Linked DNA regions of Homo sapiens: region 2 is linked to region 1. Evidence: chromatin loops called from intact Hi-C (ENCODE). Cell type or tissue: breast epithelium. All regions are shown on one strand. Each heading gives the region's core, and the rest is flanking DNA. Links, peaks and the distances in the headings are about the cores only.

The links. Hi-C counts contacts between places; a loop is a spot of excess contacts. Peaks named below come from ENCODE experiments on the same cell type or tissue, not always from the same donor. Only the 100,000 strongest peaks of a DNase experiment are listed, where the experiment ranks them.
Region 2: a loop joins it to region 1, with 10 times the contacts of the local background. A loop is called at or near these places in 2 of 110 quality-filtered maps.

What each region holds. Positions count from the first base shown.
Region 1 is chr6:132,099,154-132,107,843 of GRCh38, reverse strand. It overlaps CCN2-AS1 (CCN2 antisense RNA 1), which reads right to left. Exons shown (of 3, transcript NR_187596.1): 3 at 5,519-8,690. Among named protein-coding and RNA genes, the nearest start is that of MIR548AJ1, 12 kb to the left of the region's middle. In breast epithelium, for the core only: no CTCF peak of the experiment used is centred there; no DNase peak of the experiment used is centred there.
Region 2 is chr6:132,197,122-132,205,811 of GRCh38, reverse strand. No RefSeq gene overlaps it. Among named protein-coding and RNA genes, the nearest start is that of LINC01013, 69 kb to the right of the region's middle. In breast epithelium, for the core only: no CTCF peak of the experiment used is centred there; no DNase peak of the experiment used is centred there; H3K27ac peaks cover 2,321 bases.

The sequences.
Region 1 (8,690 bases), core at 390-8,389:
TCAGAATGAGGGCCTAGAATCAATCTTCTTTGTAGCTTCCCAGATATTTCTGGTGCAGCTGGTCAGTGGAGCAACATTTGGGAACCACTGCTCTGGAAAAACCTGAGGACAGAATGGATCTCTCACTAGCTTTTTGCAAAACTCCAGCAAAAGTTGAGTAGGAGATAATGCTGTTTAAAGGGGCTGGAGGTAGTTGAACAGGTTGTTAGTTATTCAGTAAAATGGCTTCCAGGAAGAATATTTGCTTCTCACACTGAAGAAGGGAAGCCAGTTTAGTGCAAACCTCCTGTTATAGGAATTAATCCAGAATGATGTCTGACTTGGGAACCTTCTTAATAGATCATTTCCTCTCCATGGTAATATCAGATACATTTAGACAGCAAAAGGGAATGGCAGTATGCTAGCCCATCATAAGCTGAATAATTGATTTTATTTTGTTACTGTCACTGAAGGTGATAATATTAGCATCTTCAACTAAAAAGAGAGAGGAAAAGAAACTAGTGTCAGGGGCAGCTGAGCTTATATCAGCTTATGGGGAGATAAACAGAAAGCCCAATCAGGCGCTCCAATGGTCAATAAAGAGGAAGTAAATAAGTGTTTAATTCAGGGACAGAAGAAAGCACCAAGACTTGTTGAGATAGCAGAGTCTTCCGCAAATCCCAAACGCCTCTCTTTGTGTTGACAAAACAACACAAAGTGCCTGAAGCAGGACGCTAGGCTTGTTTACAGAGTGAGCCTGTGTGTCCTTGGCTCTCTTGCTTCCACAGCTGGCATTGTGTCTGTACTATTGTCCCATTCACTAAAACCAGAATTGAGGGAACTGAGGTAAGCCATTGCCCAGAGTGTTTCCTCAGTTCTTGAGGAATGTTTACTGAGGTGTGGTGTTTTTCAAAGTCTTTAATAAGTAGTACGCCATGTCCTCCGTACCTTTATTTTTCTAAATGTGTGGGGAGAACACTGTTTTCTGCTCCTTTGCCAGCATTCCAAAACATTTCTTGTTGCTGTGAATTCCATGCCATCTTCTGAAAGTGGACAGCATGACCAGTGCTTTGTACTGCAAGGCTATATTCAGGTTTTCCAAATAAGAGAAACTTGACTTTGTAGACAACCCAAAAACTAAGGCCCATCAATGGTGTAAAATGGAAATCTTGAAAGCAGCAACATGTATAAGAAGAGTACAATTCATTTTTGCCTTCGGGACTGTAGGACAGAAACAAACAAAAAAAATTTTCTTTAATATCTTCTTCATGTCATTTTGATTCATCCTGAAATCAATTGCCATCATTTAGGCAGACCACAAAACATTGTATTAGAAAGCAAATTTTAGGTTTAATGATATAAATATTTGTTTTTCTAATGTAAGCACTGAAACTTTTACTGATTTTACCACTGTGTACTAACCTCTGTTTAAATGTTCTCTTTTTGCAGAATAACTAGCCTAGTATGAAATTTTTACTCTTTGCCTACTAAGAAAATAAGGAAGTGCATTTATTTCATTTGGATGACAAGTAGACTATAAGACATAGGAGGAGAGAAGGAAAACTATTTTATTTTTATCTCTGTAAGTTAAGAGATGGAGGTTTATTAAAAATATGCAGGGAAGACATTTTTCAACTAACCAAAGAGCAGTTTTCAGACTCTACCAAAATGCTCCCCAACTTTGAAGGATATGAGAAATTCTGACCTCTGTGAACCAAGGGTGCCCATGTTTTGAGAAGGACTACTTTGTACTCAGTTTGGAGGTTCCTTTCAGAGCATCTCACACATGCATTTGTGTGTCATACTCCAAAATGGGGTGATATGGTACACTGCAATTTGCATGTTAGTAAGAATTAAAGTCAGAGCTGGACATGATGGCCCACTCCTGTAATCCAGCACTTTGGAAAGCCAAGGGGGGTGGATCACTTGAGTCCAGGAGTTCAAGACCAGCCTGGCCACCATGGCGAAACCCTGTCTCTAATAAAAATACAAAAATTAGCCAGGTGTGGTGGCACATGCTTGTAATCCCAGCTACTCAGGAGGCTGAGGCATGAGAATCATCTAAACCCGGGAGGTGGAAGTTGGAGTGAGCCAAGATCACACCACTGTATTCCAGCCCGGGTGACAGGGAAAGACTTTATCTCAAAAAAAAAAAAAAAAAAAAAATACAGCTGGGAAAAACATGAAAGGGAAGGACACAAACAATTTCTGTAGGAACTATTGTAGTCGAGGGGTTGGAGGCTTCATCAGACCTCGAAGTGTCTTTTTAGAAATCAAAGATTGAGCACTGATTTTTTGAAAGGATCCAATGGAAAGTGGATAATAAATAGCAAATTAAAGAAATTGCCTTAAAACAGGAAGACTGTAACTTTAGATCTTAAATATCAAAATGTGAAAATAAAGAAGAGAATTGTCTGTGATGAAAAAACGTACTTTACAATTTTTCAAAAATTAGAGAATTAGGATAGATACAGAGATTTCAGGAAGGTAGTTTGTTATGTAAAAAGGATGCATTTGGCTGGGCACGGTGGCCCATGCCTGTAATCCCAGAACTTTGGAAGGCTGAGGCAGGCGGATCACAAAGTCAGGAGTTTGAGACCAGCCTGGCCAACATGGTGAAACCCCATCTCTAGTAAAGATACAAAAAATTAGCCAGGTGTGGTGGCGGGCACCTGTAATCCCAGCTACTCAGGAGGCTGAGGCAGGAGAATCGCTTGAACCTGGGAGGCAGAGGTTGCAGTGAGCCAAGATCGCACCATAGCACTCCAGCCTGGGCAATATAGCAAGGCTCCATCTCAAGAAAAAAAAAAAAAAAGAAAGAAAGAAAAAAGAAAAAAGGACACATTCATTAGAAAGGCAAAACATTTTAAATGGCTCTATTTTTTGTAAGAGTTTAAAAATATACTCCTATATTAAATTAGCATCAGCAAGGCCATTTTATCTGTTAGTCACTGGAGACCAGTGTCAATGGATTGTAAGATTTTTAAAGTATTGGCTCCAAACCACAAATGCAAGCTGCAAAATGGAAATTAATAAATGTTTAATTAGCTATCTACAAAAATAACATCAACTAGTCAGCTGCAACTCTACTCTTATAATTGCAATATAAATTATATTTAATGTAGGATATGGGTGGATTTTAATTTGTTTGATATGTTATACATGTGGGGTAGCCAAAAATAAGAGCACAAGGGCTCAAAACAGCCCTGAATAACATCCATATGATCAAAATGGAAATCTGTGTTTTCCTAGAGACACTGGAAGTTAAATAATAAAAAGTAGGAGAATTGGAAATGTCAGTGTTAAGTACCAAAGCAGCAGGCAGGCCTGGGAGAAAATACTGCTACTCTCTTACCCTCAGAACAACCAATGCTGGCTGAAATCTTCACCTCCATTCATCCAGATGAAGGCACTGTTGTATATATCTCTTGATATCTCTTTCTTTTCTTTTTTTTTTTTTTTTTTGCTTTTAAAAGCATGTTTTCTCTAAAATAGGTAAATATGCCATTAACATTTCATTGTGAATCCAGTTAGAAAGTCAATTAGCTACTATTCCCTGAGAGGTGATATCCCAAGGGTGGGTTGAGTGGTGGGGAGTGGGTGTGAATTTTAAATGTGAAGAAAGACCTAGTTCAGAGCAAGACAGGACTGACAGGGATGTAATAATTAGGAATGACTAGGATATGAATATATTACGTGGACAAGTTTAATTTGGGACTAACCCTGGATTTAGGTATCTTCACCTGATCTTCCTGACTAAAGAAAAATGATCCACTTTTTATTAACCACTTATCACCCAACAAATATTGTGATACATCAGCTGATACCCTACCAACATAATCTACATTCAAGGGACATGATGGAGAAAGGCCAAAATGCTTTCCTTAAAGGACTTTCTTCTCTCCGTTGCCCTTCTCTCTCCACCTCTGTATTAGTGCATTTTTCCACTGCTGATAAAGACATATCTGAGACTGGGTAATCTTAAAGAACCAGAGGTTTAAGGGACTCACAGTACCATGAGGCTCGGGAGGTCTCACAATCATGGCGGAAGAGCAAGGGAAGTCTTACATGGCAGCAGGCAAGAGAGAGCTTGTGCAGGGAAACTCCCCTTTATAAAACCATCAGATCTCATAAGACTTATTCACTATCACGAGAACAGCATGGGAAAGACCTGCCCCCATGATTCAATTACTTCCCACTGGGTCCCTTGCATGACACATGGGAATTGTGGGAGCTACAATTCAGGATGAGATTTGGGTGGGGACACAGCAAACCATATCAGCCACTCCACATAAACAGTTAATCTTTAGAAATTAAGCCAAAAGTTATGTAACTTGCTGGATCAGGAGCTGTAAAGCCAGCTAGAACCTTGCAATGTTAAATCATACAGACTACCATGAAACAAATCATTTTTAGGTTTTTATTCATTATTCATGGAGTTGCTTCTGAACCTCTTAACCAAGACAGAAAAAAAAATTAACCTAGGAGGTAAAGTAGGAATTAAAAGAGCCATGTATACAAAGCAGAGGTATGGGATACAGGGAAGAAAGCTGCTTAATTAACTTAACAAAATTAATTTTGATATACCAATAACTCCTTGTGTTTGACTCTTTACATAACTGTCCTCAACATGAAACTGCTCTGTTGATCTGAAAAGAAATCAAGATTGAGGTTGACAGGCATTTTAAATTTATTTTTCATTCTTGACTTTGAAAAGTTGATTACTTGGACAAGCTTTCTCCTGTCACCCTTAAGTTTTCAGAAGCAGTTCTTCAATTAAACTTTATTCATAAAAACCCCAAACCTGTCATTTCTCTTGGATGAATGAAGCTTTACGGTTTTCACTGGGAGAACACAGGGAAAATATTATTTTTTATATATAGTTTATGAAAATTTACTTAGTTTTAAATAAAATGAATACCTACCTGTTATAAACAAGTCAAATGGCATAGAAGGGAAAAGTGAAAATAAAAGTTTCCCTGCCCCCAGTTTCTTCATCTTTTTAATCCTACCCCCTAAATGTACACAATTATTTCTTATGTTCTGTACCTTTATTTTCCATTGTTAAAGTGACAACAGAGACTTCTGCTTCTGATAAAGGAGGAATGCAGCCATACCCTATATAGATTAGTACAGAGGTTTTTCTTTCATACCCAATACTTTTTCTCTGAGTTGCATTTTTCTCCAGATGCTGAGGTACATCCTGTAACATGCAGTGTTTGTCTATAGGTAACATAGTCATCTCTTTTGACTTAGCAACTGGGAATCAATCCCACAGGAATCCTGACATCTTTGCAAAAGATATGTGCAAGACAGTGGGGCATTATCCAAAACACTGAAATTTTGGAAGCAACCTTGAATGTCCTACAATAGGTACAAGGCACATCTTCACTAAGCAGTCATGAAAATGATGAGATAAATTTATATGTGCTGACAGGGAAATATATTTTGATGAAAAACCAAGGAAAAAAAATCTATTAAACGCCAAAAGCAAATTACTGAATGTATTGTATGATTACACACATATACAACACACACATGCAAAATGAACCTATTTTATTATTGTTATTCCCAAACTTTTCTATGCATTTACATACATATGTAACATAAATACCGCATATATTATGAAATGAATACCAGAAGATAAAGGTAGTTAATCTTAGTACTAGGAAGGGTTGTTATATATATATTACACTCTTCTGATGAACCTGAGAGTGGCTTTCTTTTGTCCTCTAAGATTCATGAGGGCAGGGATTTTTATGTCTTTTTATTCACTGCTGATCCTTGCATCTGGAACATGGTGGGCTCTCAATCAAAATGTGTTGAATGAATGAGCAATCTTGTTCCTCCCACATTAGAAAAACTGTATATGTTAATACTTGATAGATTAGGCCCAAAACAAAGAGGAAAAAAATAGGACTCTAGCTATAAAAAGAAATTTTATTTAAAAAATTCTATACAAAGAAATTTAAAGAGGTCAGAATGGTGACGAGATGGAGGGACCAACCTGCAGGGAGAGGAGGAGGAGGAGGAGGAGGGGAAACCTAGGGGAGAGACTGTTCAGAGGAGGAGAGCAGAGAGCTGGTATGCAGCACCCTCCTTTCTGGGTCTAAGCTCCATTTTCCAAAGGGAAGACTTTCTATTAATAGGTTCTGAGTTCACATTCTTACAATACTAAGAATAGCAAAAAAGAGAATGCCATAGTATTAGCAACTAGATTTAGAAAGATGACTTTGACTTTGCAGGACAATTTCAATATTGACAAAAAAACACGAAACAAAAACAAACAGTGGCCCCGAGAACCATGGTTTATATTTATATATGATCATTGATTCCAGCTGTTAGTGATCACTTCCTTCTTCCTCTTTTAATGCCAGATGACTATCTTTCGTTTTTGAGGAAAGGACCTATGGCTGAATTATAATTGAAGAATTTATGACTTAAATTGGTTTAATTAAAATATATAGAAAGGGGCAGATATATATATGAATGAAACTCACCATAATATATTTCTGTTTTCTCTAATGGTTATTGATTTAAAGTTTAATCTATTATTTATGAACAGATTCAACGTTCATCATTCGTGAGGCATGAGGCTTCTCATAAGTCACTCTGTACTATGACTAATTAAACTTATAGAGTAGAAATCCATATTTGTGTGATCTCTTAGGGCTCTTTGGAGTTACTTAGTTAATGATTGCTTAACTTTTTGAATCATAAGTTTTTATTCTCAGTAAACTCAGAGGTACAGGGCCTATGTGACACCAAATAGTCTCACAAAGCCACACAGTATTAAAGAATAAAAAGCTTACACTTTATAAAGACTAGCTACATTTAGTTATATTTAGCTACTAAGATATACAAAAACTAAAGAAACAATATATTAGACATAGATTCTCTATGACTAAATGGAGTATATGTTCCATTTACCTGGGACAGTTGCTACCGACTCCCATTGTCCTGGCACAGTTCTTAAAAGAGCCCCCTTCGGAGTCTGTCCAAGTTTGAAAATAAGTTATATGGTTACCCTGTACTAAGGAAAGAAAATGGTTGGCCTTAGGCCAAGTTTCTGTCTTTTCTTCGTGTTAGTCAATTTCCATTTCATATCAAATTCTCAGAAGCCAGAATTCCAGGAGAATGATTGAAAGGATATCTGAACCTCCCTTAGGATATTGAGGAACACACACTAATTTGGACTACAACAAGGTCCCAGCTGTGATACGGCAAAAACTCTCAGAACTCTTTGAGGTTGCACTTCTGTAGAAGAGACAGTTGCTTGCTGTTTGGGTTTCATATTGAAATAAGACAGTATGTGCTTCTCTCTCTGCCTCCCTTAAGCTCCCCTCATTAGGACAAACAGCATTATAACAAGGAAGCTGCTGTTTTGCTCCCTACAAATCTTAATGGATAAACTAAAATTCCAGTGCAGTGTAATAATTTGAGCTTTTTCTTGAGATAGCTTTTGATGTCCACAACAAAATTGACCCAATACTTTGATAAATGTAGAGTCTAAAAAACTTCAGTCCTATGTAGCTTTCAGCTTATCCCTCTAGTATTTCTTGTTCTATCACTGAATGAGCTCACTTATCTGATATTCTTAAGAACCTCTTGACATTCCCAGGCTTTTCTTCTATTTTGTAATCATTTTCTAGTTCCAATTTGTTATTTTTATGTTATTAATTAAAACACTTCAATTAAGTCAGGGGCATCTATTTAAAGGCAAGAAGGAAGTTAACTGAATTGGAATGCACCATAAATAATAGCTTTGCATTTTTAAAGAGTGGTGGTAGTAGTGATGGATACTTTTTTGGATTTTTACATTTTACTTTGTCTGCTTAAGCTATGGCTATTATCATGGCTCTCTGATACAGTGTGCTGGGAAGCAATCTCTTCCTTTTCACAAGCATCAGTAAGCAGCTATTTTGTACAAATATTTAGACATTCTTTGAGTTAAAATGGCATTGTTGTATTAATACCCTTGTAGAATGTTAATCTTGGTATTTTAGATTTCAATCATAATTTGTTAAAAAAAATTAACTCCTACTTTATTTCCCTTTACAAATATGTTCTGCATTTATTTGATTACAAGTGTCTTCATGTATAATTCTGACTTCAAATGGACCAAATTCTCCCCTGCCCACATTCTTCCTGGCTATTGGAAGCATCTTGCCTCTGCAGCCTTTGTATGGTCATGTTTGATAATCTCACCTCTACAGCGAGCCTGGCTGCTGGCCATCTGTGCCTGAGCTTCCCCTTCTGTGTGGCCCTTCTGTTCTCTTCCCTCCACTGATCCTAAACTCATAGGTGAATATGACAGTTTGATATCCCTCCTCAAAGCTGTAATAACAAGGTGCCCAAATATGACCCAGCTTGAATAACAACACTTTGTTTTAATGTGAGGTCTTCTCAGAAGAGCTTCCCATACATCCTTGTACTGGTTAATTACCCCACAGAAGCCAGTCTAATAGGGAAGGAGAGATGGTGACAGCTTAGCAACAACGGTCATAGCCCTGCCCTTAGGGGAGCTGTTGTGTAGAAATGTCCTCTCAGTCCAGATCTTGAGGCACAATTCCCAGGCTTCTGTCTTCATTTTGGTATTGCTGATTTCTTTTGTCTTTAATTTGAAACTGGAACCTTAAGCCCTGGCTATATTCTCAAATTCTACACTGGACTGACAATAAGTCTACAAACTGCCCCCAGCCATCTCCTCA
Region 2 (8,690 bases), core at 221-8,220, 98 kb before region 1:
CACCAAGGAGGTGAAAGATCTTTACACCAAGAAGAACAAAGCACTGCTAGAAGAAATAACTTATGTCAAATAAATGGAAAAATATTCCATGCTCATGGATTGAAAGAATCAACATAATGTAAATGGTTATTCTGCCCAAAGCAATCTATAGATTCAACTCTATTCCTGTCAACCTACCAATGTAATTTTTCATAAAACTAGAAAAAAAAACTATTCTAAAATTTATATGGAGCCAAAAAAGAGCCCAAATAGCCAAAGCAGCCCTAAGCAAAAAGAACAAAGCCAGAGGCATCACATTACCGGTTTCAAACTATACTATAAAGCTACAGTAACAGACCCATAGATCAACGGAACAGAAAAGAGAACCTAGAAATAAAGTCACACACCTGCAGCTATCTAATCTTTGACAAAATAAACAAAAACAAAAACAATAGGGAAAGGACTCCCTATTCAATCAACGATGCTGGGATAGCTGACTAGTCATATGCTGAAGAATGAAACTGGACTCCTACCTTTCACCATATACAAAAAGCTGCTCAAAATGAATTAAACATTTCATTGTAAGACCTCAAACTGTAAGAATCCTAGAAGAAAACCTAAGAAACATCAGTCTGGGCATTGGCCTTGGGAAAGAATGTATGATTAAGTCCTCCACAGCAATTACACAAAAATGAAAATTGACAAGTGGAACCTAATTAGACTAAAGAGCTTCTGCACAGCAAAAGTAACCATCAACAGAGTAAACAAGCAACTTACAGAATGGGAGAAAATATTCACAAACTATGCTTCCAGTGAAGACCTAGTGTCCAGAATCTGTAAGAAACTAAACAGTTGAATAAGCAAAAAATAAATAACCCCATAAAAATGTTTAAAAGACATAGACATTTCTCAAAAGAAGACATACAAGCAGCCAACAAACATATGAAAAAATGTTTCATATCATTAATCATCAGAAAAATGCAAATCAAAACCACAATGGATACTATCTCACACCAGTCAAAATGGCTGTTAATAAAAAGCCTAAAAAAACAACAGATGCTGGCAAGGCTGCAGAGAAAGGGAACACTTATACACTGTTGGTGGGAACGTAAATTAGTTCAGCAACTGTGTAAAGCAGTTTAGAGATTTCTCAAAGAAATTAAAACAGAACTACCATATGACCGAGCAATCGCATTACTGGATATACGTGTCCACAAGAAAATAAATCATTCTACCAAAAAGACAGATGCACTCGCATGTTGATTGCAACACTATTCACAATAGCAAAGACATGGAATCAGCCTAAGTGCCCATCAGTGGTGGCTGGGATAAAGAAAATGTGGTACATATTCACCATAGAATACTATGCAGCCATAAAAAAGAACAAAATCATGTCCTTTGTGGCAGCATGGATGCAGCTGGAGGTCATTATCCCAAATGAATTGATGCAGGAATAGAATACCAAATACTGCCTCTTCTCAGTTACAAGTGGGAGCTAAATATTGGTTACTCATGAACATAAAGATGGCAACAACAGAAACTGGGGACTACTGGGGTGGCAGAGAAGCAGTGAAAAACTAACTATTGGGTATTATGCTGAGTACCTGGGTGATGGGATCATTTGTACCTCAAACCTCAGCATCACACAATATATCAAGTAGCTAACCTGCACATACCCTCCCTGAATTTAAAATAAAAGTTGAAAAGAAAATTTAATTAAATCTCAATTACAATATTAAGAAAATACATTACCAAAAAATACATACAATATGATACCATTTGTGTAAAATATGAAAACATGCCAAGCAGTGTTGGACATTGTGCTATAATAATGTTATAACAATGTAAACATGCATGAGAAAAATAAATAATCAAATTCAGGTTGGTGATTATCTTGCAGAAGTTAGAGAGGGAGGAAGGAAAACATAAGACATGAGAGAGGTAGAGAGGGAACCCCAATCATATTTGTAATAAGTATTGCTTTAAAGAAAACCCTAAAAGTTGAAGCAAGTATGGCAAACTGGTAGAACTTGATAGAGCTGGGTAGCTGGGTCTTGGTTCCAGATACTTAATTGTCACATATTTGAAATATTCCTTTTCTTTCTTTCTTTCTTTTTTTTTAATTGAGACCGAGTTTCACTCTTGTCGCCCAGGCTGGAGTGCAGTGGTGTGATTTTGGCTCACTGCAACCTCTGCTTCCCAACTTCAAGTGATTCTCCTGCCTCAGCCTCCCGAGTAGCTGGCATTATAGGCATGCACCACCATGGCCGGCTAATTTTTGTATTTTTAGTAGAGATGGGATTTCACCACATTGGTCAGCCTGGTCTCAAACTCCTAACCTCAGGTGATCTGCCTACCTCACCCTCCAGAAGCGCTGGCATGAGGCACCGCACCCAGCCTGAAATATTTCTTGATAACCAAAGTAAGGGCATTAAAAACACAAGAAATCAGAAACCATCTTTTTAAAAACAGGTTTGGGAAAGTGTTTTATATAGGGTGGAGTTGGATTAAAAGATCCAATTTGCTGCTTCAAACTCTGGGACCCTCATTTAAGGAAATGATGTCCTTTTCTTAATATCAGTCTCCTGGCTAGTTCAGGCCCATTTTCCCTGACCATATGAATTTTTCCAAATGGGATCTTTCAGCAGTATGCTTTTCAGCAATAAGGATACAGGGGTTTTATGGGATCAGAATCTTTAGACAGTATGATCATTAAGAGAAGGTTAAACTGAAAAGTCAGAAGAAGAGAAAAATTTCACAGAATTCAAATGTAAGATTAGACATATGTTAAGGAACAAACAAGCCACATATATACATCTTATGTGATTGGGGGGAAATGTTTGTATTGCTTTTTTAGCTGTTTCTGGAAGACTCTTAAAAGTCCTCTTTATAGTCTCATTTGAGCATTTTGTTTTCTTCTTTTCTGGGCATGGTTAACAAATTAAAGAGCCTATTTCCTTTCCACAGCTGTGCGTCATTGCCTTAGGGACTATTATGGGAACGGATTCTAAAGGAGTTACTTCTGCTGTCCAGCAGCAAGAGCTCTTAATATAAACAAGGCTGTAAGCTACCCACATATTGAACAGATGTCTGCGAGCATTCCTGCTGGCTACTCTGTCCTGTGGGATGTCCACTGTGTATTCCCTGATAGCAGACCCCTGACCTATGAAGTAATGTTGCCCTGAAGACACTGGATGCAAAGACAGGTCTGAAGTAAATTCAGTGAATTTGCTTCCTTACGCAGCCCTTAGAAAGTGATGGCTGCAGTATCTGGGAGTTGTGGGAGATTGGATTGTATTTTATATCTATAGATATTTGTTAATTTTTACTATTTTCATGAAAATGAGAAACTCTAAAACTAAGGCATTTTGGAAAGCTAATATTTTCCAGTAGGGATAAATACATATTTTAAAGTTCCAAATGATTAAATGGCTTAGATGGGTGCATTTTACCAAAGGCCTATTCATAAAATGAGAATTGGATTAAGATTGTTTAAAATTAATGCAATAATGAAGCTGATGCTGACTTTCTTTCTAATGTACTAAAATAACCAGTCTGACTTCAAATATCTGTATTTATTTTATTTGCTAGACATCCTCACCTTATTAAAAAGGAATTTTCTTAGCAAGACTTATTTGGAGAATTGAGCAAGTGAGATTTTAGGAAATGGGACAAGAGCTAGAGCAAGATAATGTTCTAGAATATGCAAAGACAAAGGGAACTATGCAGGTGCTTCGATTATCTGAGATGTTTCCAGCCTGCTGAGAATGGACCTGATTGTATACCAAAGTCAGGCTTTCATTCTAACTGACTTTGGGCAATGAAAGTATGTTAGTAAATGGCTTTGGCATATGGTCATCTCAGGCTGAGATCACTGATCTCACAGTCCTGAACTTTTAGAGTTGAAGGAGTTTTTAATATTGATAAGGAACTGTGGCCCACGCAGGACCACACATCATGATGGTGTAAGTATCATTTAACCTTATCTTTACCTTTAATTTTTGCGTTCTAAAGGTACTTGATTGTTATAAAAGTCTAAAAATATTATTTACATATATACATACACATATATACATATAAATGTATATATTTAAACAATATATAAATGTATGTATTTATATATTTAAACATATGTATATAAACACTACTCATGAACAGATTTTGACAAAAAAGAAGAAAAAATCAAACTTGAATCCAACCAAGACTCTAGATCTTATTAATAATTTATGATAAATTTAAGGGAAAGAAAAATATGTCAGATTACATCATGAGGTTGCAATCAGCAAAATTTAGACAGTGCAAACTCTACTGGTTAAGGAGTTGTGTTTCTTCCACACACAAACATAGTTATGAAAAGGGAAGCTTTAAATGAAAAGAAATGTAACAGACCTACCAATCTAATGTCAATCTTAATTATAAAACTGTGGAGAGGGGTGTGTGTGTATGAAACAAACAGGTAAATATAAACAATAATTCATTTTTTATGCTATTAAGTAACCATTGTTAAAATTATTTTCTTTTTTAAAAAAATTATTTCAGTTTTTTGAGATATAATTGGCAAGTAAATTTGTATAAGTTTAAGATATACAACATGATGATTTGATATTATATATTGTCAAATGGTTACCACAATCAACACATCTATCACCTCACCTAGTTACCATTGTGTGTGTGTTTGTGTGTGTGTGTGTGTGTGTGTGTGTGTGTGGTGAGAACATTAAAAATCTATTTGCTCAGCAGATTTCAAGTATACAATATGGAATTTTCAACTATGGTAATATTAAAAGTTTCTTGGTATAATAATGACATTATAGCTTTTTGAGGGAGTTCTTATCTTTAAGAGATACAAACTATAATATTTACACATAAAATGATAGATGGCTGAGATCTACTTCAAAATATTCTGACTGGCATGGGGTAGCGTGGATGGGGTATAGATAAAACAAAACTGAACATTTTGATAATTATTGAAAGTGAGTAATAGACTCACTGGGTTCCTTAAACTAGTCTTTCAACATGTGTGTTATATTTGAAAATTTCCATAATAAAAAGTTAGAAAAATTTACTGAACACTAAGCTAAAATTCCCATGAAGGCCAGAATTGCGTCTATCTTATTTACCCTTTCATCCCTAGAACATAGCATAGTAGATATATATAATAGCATCTCAATGTAGTCAGAATTTATTAACCAACAATATTTGATATTTTATACTTGAATCTAAAGAGTTTCATTTGCCTTCATGAGGCCTCTGAGAAGTAGGATTCACTATACCTTAAGAAGTAGTGGAAGAACAGGGCTCAAAGAATAAACTCAGTCTATGTGCTGTATTAATTTATTTATGCCCCTAACATTTCTTGATTTAAGTGATCCTTTCAATCTGAGTCTGTCATATACCCTATTACAGAGGTCTTCCAAAAACTCTTCTAGAGTTATTTTAAGGTCTAAGGTCTACTTTATCCTAACTTCCAAAATTCCCAGCAAGTTAATTGATATGTTTTGGTTCTGTGTCCCCACCCAAATCTCATCTTGAATTACAATCCCCACGTGTTGGTGGAGGAGCCTGGTGGGAGGTGATTGAATCATGGGAGTGGACATCCCCCCTTGCTGATCTAGTGTTAGTGAGTTCTCATGAGATCTGGTTGTTTGAAAGTGTGTGGCACATGCGCCCTCACTCTCTCTCTCTGGCTCTGCCATGGTAAGACGTGCTTGCTTCTCTTTCACCTTCCAACATGATTGTTAACTTTCCTGAGGCCTCCCAGTCATGCGTCCTGTTGAGCCTGTGGAACTGAGCCGATTAAACCACTTTCCTTCCTAACTTACCCAGTCTCAGGTAGTTCTTTACAGGAGTGTGAGAACAGACTAATACATTAATTGAATAAACTTTTGTTTAGAAATTCAGTATAAAAGATATTCTGCCCTGTGATTGGGGTAAAGCAAAGGAAATATTTAGTCCTCGAGAAGCTAACTTCTATGGTGTGGATTAGGAGCCTACTCTCTATATAGAAACTGACCCTAACATGTTTAGGAGTTGCTTTGCTCATGAGCTATGAGGGACGTTATTTTTTTTCTTCTTCATCTTACTGTCTTGAAACAAAGTCAGAGCAGCTGAACTATAGTGGGGTTATTGGTTATTTGAGTCAGCTGCTGCACTCACATGCTATTACTCTAAGCTATGAGCCCCGATATGATTGAAGGGAGAGTTTTTGTCACTGATGTCATCCTGGCTTTGGTTGTGGAGCTTTCTTTAAAATTTCACTTTGCGTGATAGGCATACTTAATCCTATGCAAAGATAAATCTAAATAGTGCTGGATAGTGAACATACATTATCATTTTTTGGCGTCTTTTTGTTGGTGGTGGTTTTTGTTTTGTTTTGACCACTGTCTAAGGCAGAAATCTAGTCCAAATTATGACAGACTTCTGACTCATCATTTGGAAAATGGCCTTCCATTTGCCAAAGGTTTATTCAGATGTTTTTATTGTATTATGATTATTATTTCTACTTTTTTTCCCTAGAATCTGAAGTTTTTAAGATTAAACCTACAAAATAGAAGGTTATCCTTTAACTATTAAAAAGGGAAAAAATAAAAACCCCAAGAATGTGATTATAATTTAGACTAGCCATGAGAATTAATGACTCCAACCCACACTCAACACAAAATTTTATTAGTCTACAGTTTGTACTGTATGCTCTTACATTTCAGTCCGTCATGCCCTAAAAATGTGCTTTTCCACTTGGATAAATAATTGAAAATCACCCAATGTCTAAGGCTAGTTTGCTTCTGATTTCCACTGTGAGGCTATACAACTTTTGGGAACATGTGATCAGTGCCGAACAAGGGCAAAAGTTTACCAACTATAGCTCCTTTAGTGTGAGTGTTGGTGTTTGGGCTCTGTTTCCCACAGAGAATTTTATCCTTAAATGGAGTGTGTCTATTTTTTATTTTACAAGTCCAAGTAACAATTTCATTTTAGTCAACAGCACAATTTTTTATATATATTTTACTGGTTCTGAGTGTTACTTTTGAGCAGACTTTCACATGAATTCACAAAAGTTAATATATTAAAAATAAAACACATATAATAAAAAATAGGCAAAGATGTTCAGAATCATGATATAGGGATGTTCCAGTTGGTTCTATCACTGGGTACACTAGCTATTTAACAATTCACTACCAGATACCAGTTCTCCTCCTTGTTCCCATACAATTCACCAAAATCAAAGACTTCTACACACACACAAACACACACACACACACAGACACACACACAACAAACCTTCTTTTAAAGCCATATCCATTAGAAAGCCCAAATGTGTCATGATCAGCTAATTTCATTGATCAAGTCCAGCCCATTAGGAGGAAACAGGCAATATCTTTGCATGTCTATTTTAAACTTAATAAAAATACAAATTTCACTGAAAGCACTAAAGTGCAATATCTTGGGGTATGTAAAGAACAGGCAGGGCATGGGCCCCATAAACACCACCTGCTCTTCTCCAGAGCTGCTGTGATAAGGAGATCCTAGCTACAGGCTGTCAGTCTGGAAACTTTTTTTCGGTGAACACTTCGGTGTGCCAGTTCCTGGCCAGCAAATGTCAGTTGCTGAGTCAAACCTGAGGCATGCAGAGAAGGCCATCTTCTTAAGTGCCGGTACTGGGCACCTCTGACAAGAATGGCTTGGGCATCTAAGCATCTCAGGGTCTTCCTTCAATTCTACTGATGATTGAAATATATTTTGATCCCTTTGTAGGTTTAGTTTATTTACTTTTCAAGATCAATATTTTTCCCCAGCAAACTGATAGACATGATCTTTTAACATAAAAGTAAATTTCACTTTTTAAAGATACTATTGATAAATTACTAGATTTTTTGAGACAGATGTAAATGGAGATTTTCCAGCTCCAGCAGCAGGCTTAAGGAAAAGTAAAACTATGGTACATAAGGAATATACAATTGTGAACAAAAATTGAAGTATACTTAAGGATGATAAAAAAGTTTACTAGTATATATTTACAAAGTTGATAATGTCTAATTAACAAATGCAGTATTCAAAATTCAAAGACAGAAAGTAATAAACTATGACACAAATGAAGCATTGTAGTAAAAACTAGCAAGTTTAAAACTGAGATTAGCTTAGCTGATACAGGACGGTCTTTGACCAATCCTGCTGATACGCAGGAAAGGACATAACCTCAGCAGCCCCATAGCCTGGACTTTCATTCATTGCCATTAAGAATAACATGAATGTTTTAGTGATCTGTGGCCACTGAAAATCTAACAGTTCCCTCTGGCTCTCAGGGTAGACAATCTGGATCTGCTAATACTTCCACTGATAACTGACTGTATGTCTCTTCCCAAAAGAAAAAAAATGGATTTGAGTATTTCAATGGGCAGAGTTTCAGTATCTGGCCATCTCTTTAGCCTCTGGAAAGTTTACAGATAGCCACTTTGGGTGAGCTCTCCATGTTGAGTTGGTTCAACTGGGCCCTGTAAGACAGAATCACATGGGTCAAAACTCAGTAGATTATAACTAAGAAACCACTCTTTGAAGGTACAGAGGTATGGCTAGACTTCTGAAGCTTTTTAGAAGAATGTATTGTAAATTGCAAACTACATAGGAGTATGGGCTATCTGGCACAAGAAAAATAGAAAAATATTTTATTATGTAGATACCCACAAAGGCCATCATCATGTACTTATGAATAAAAT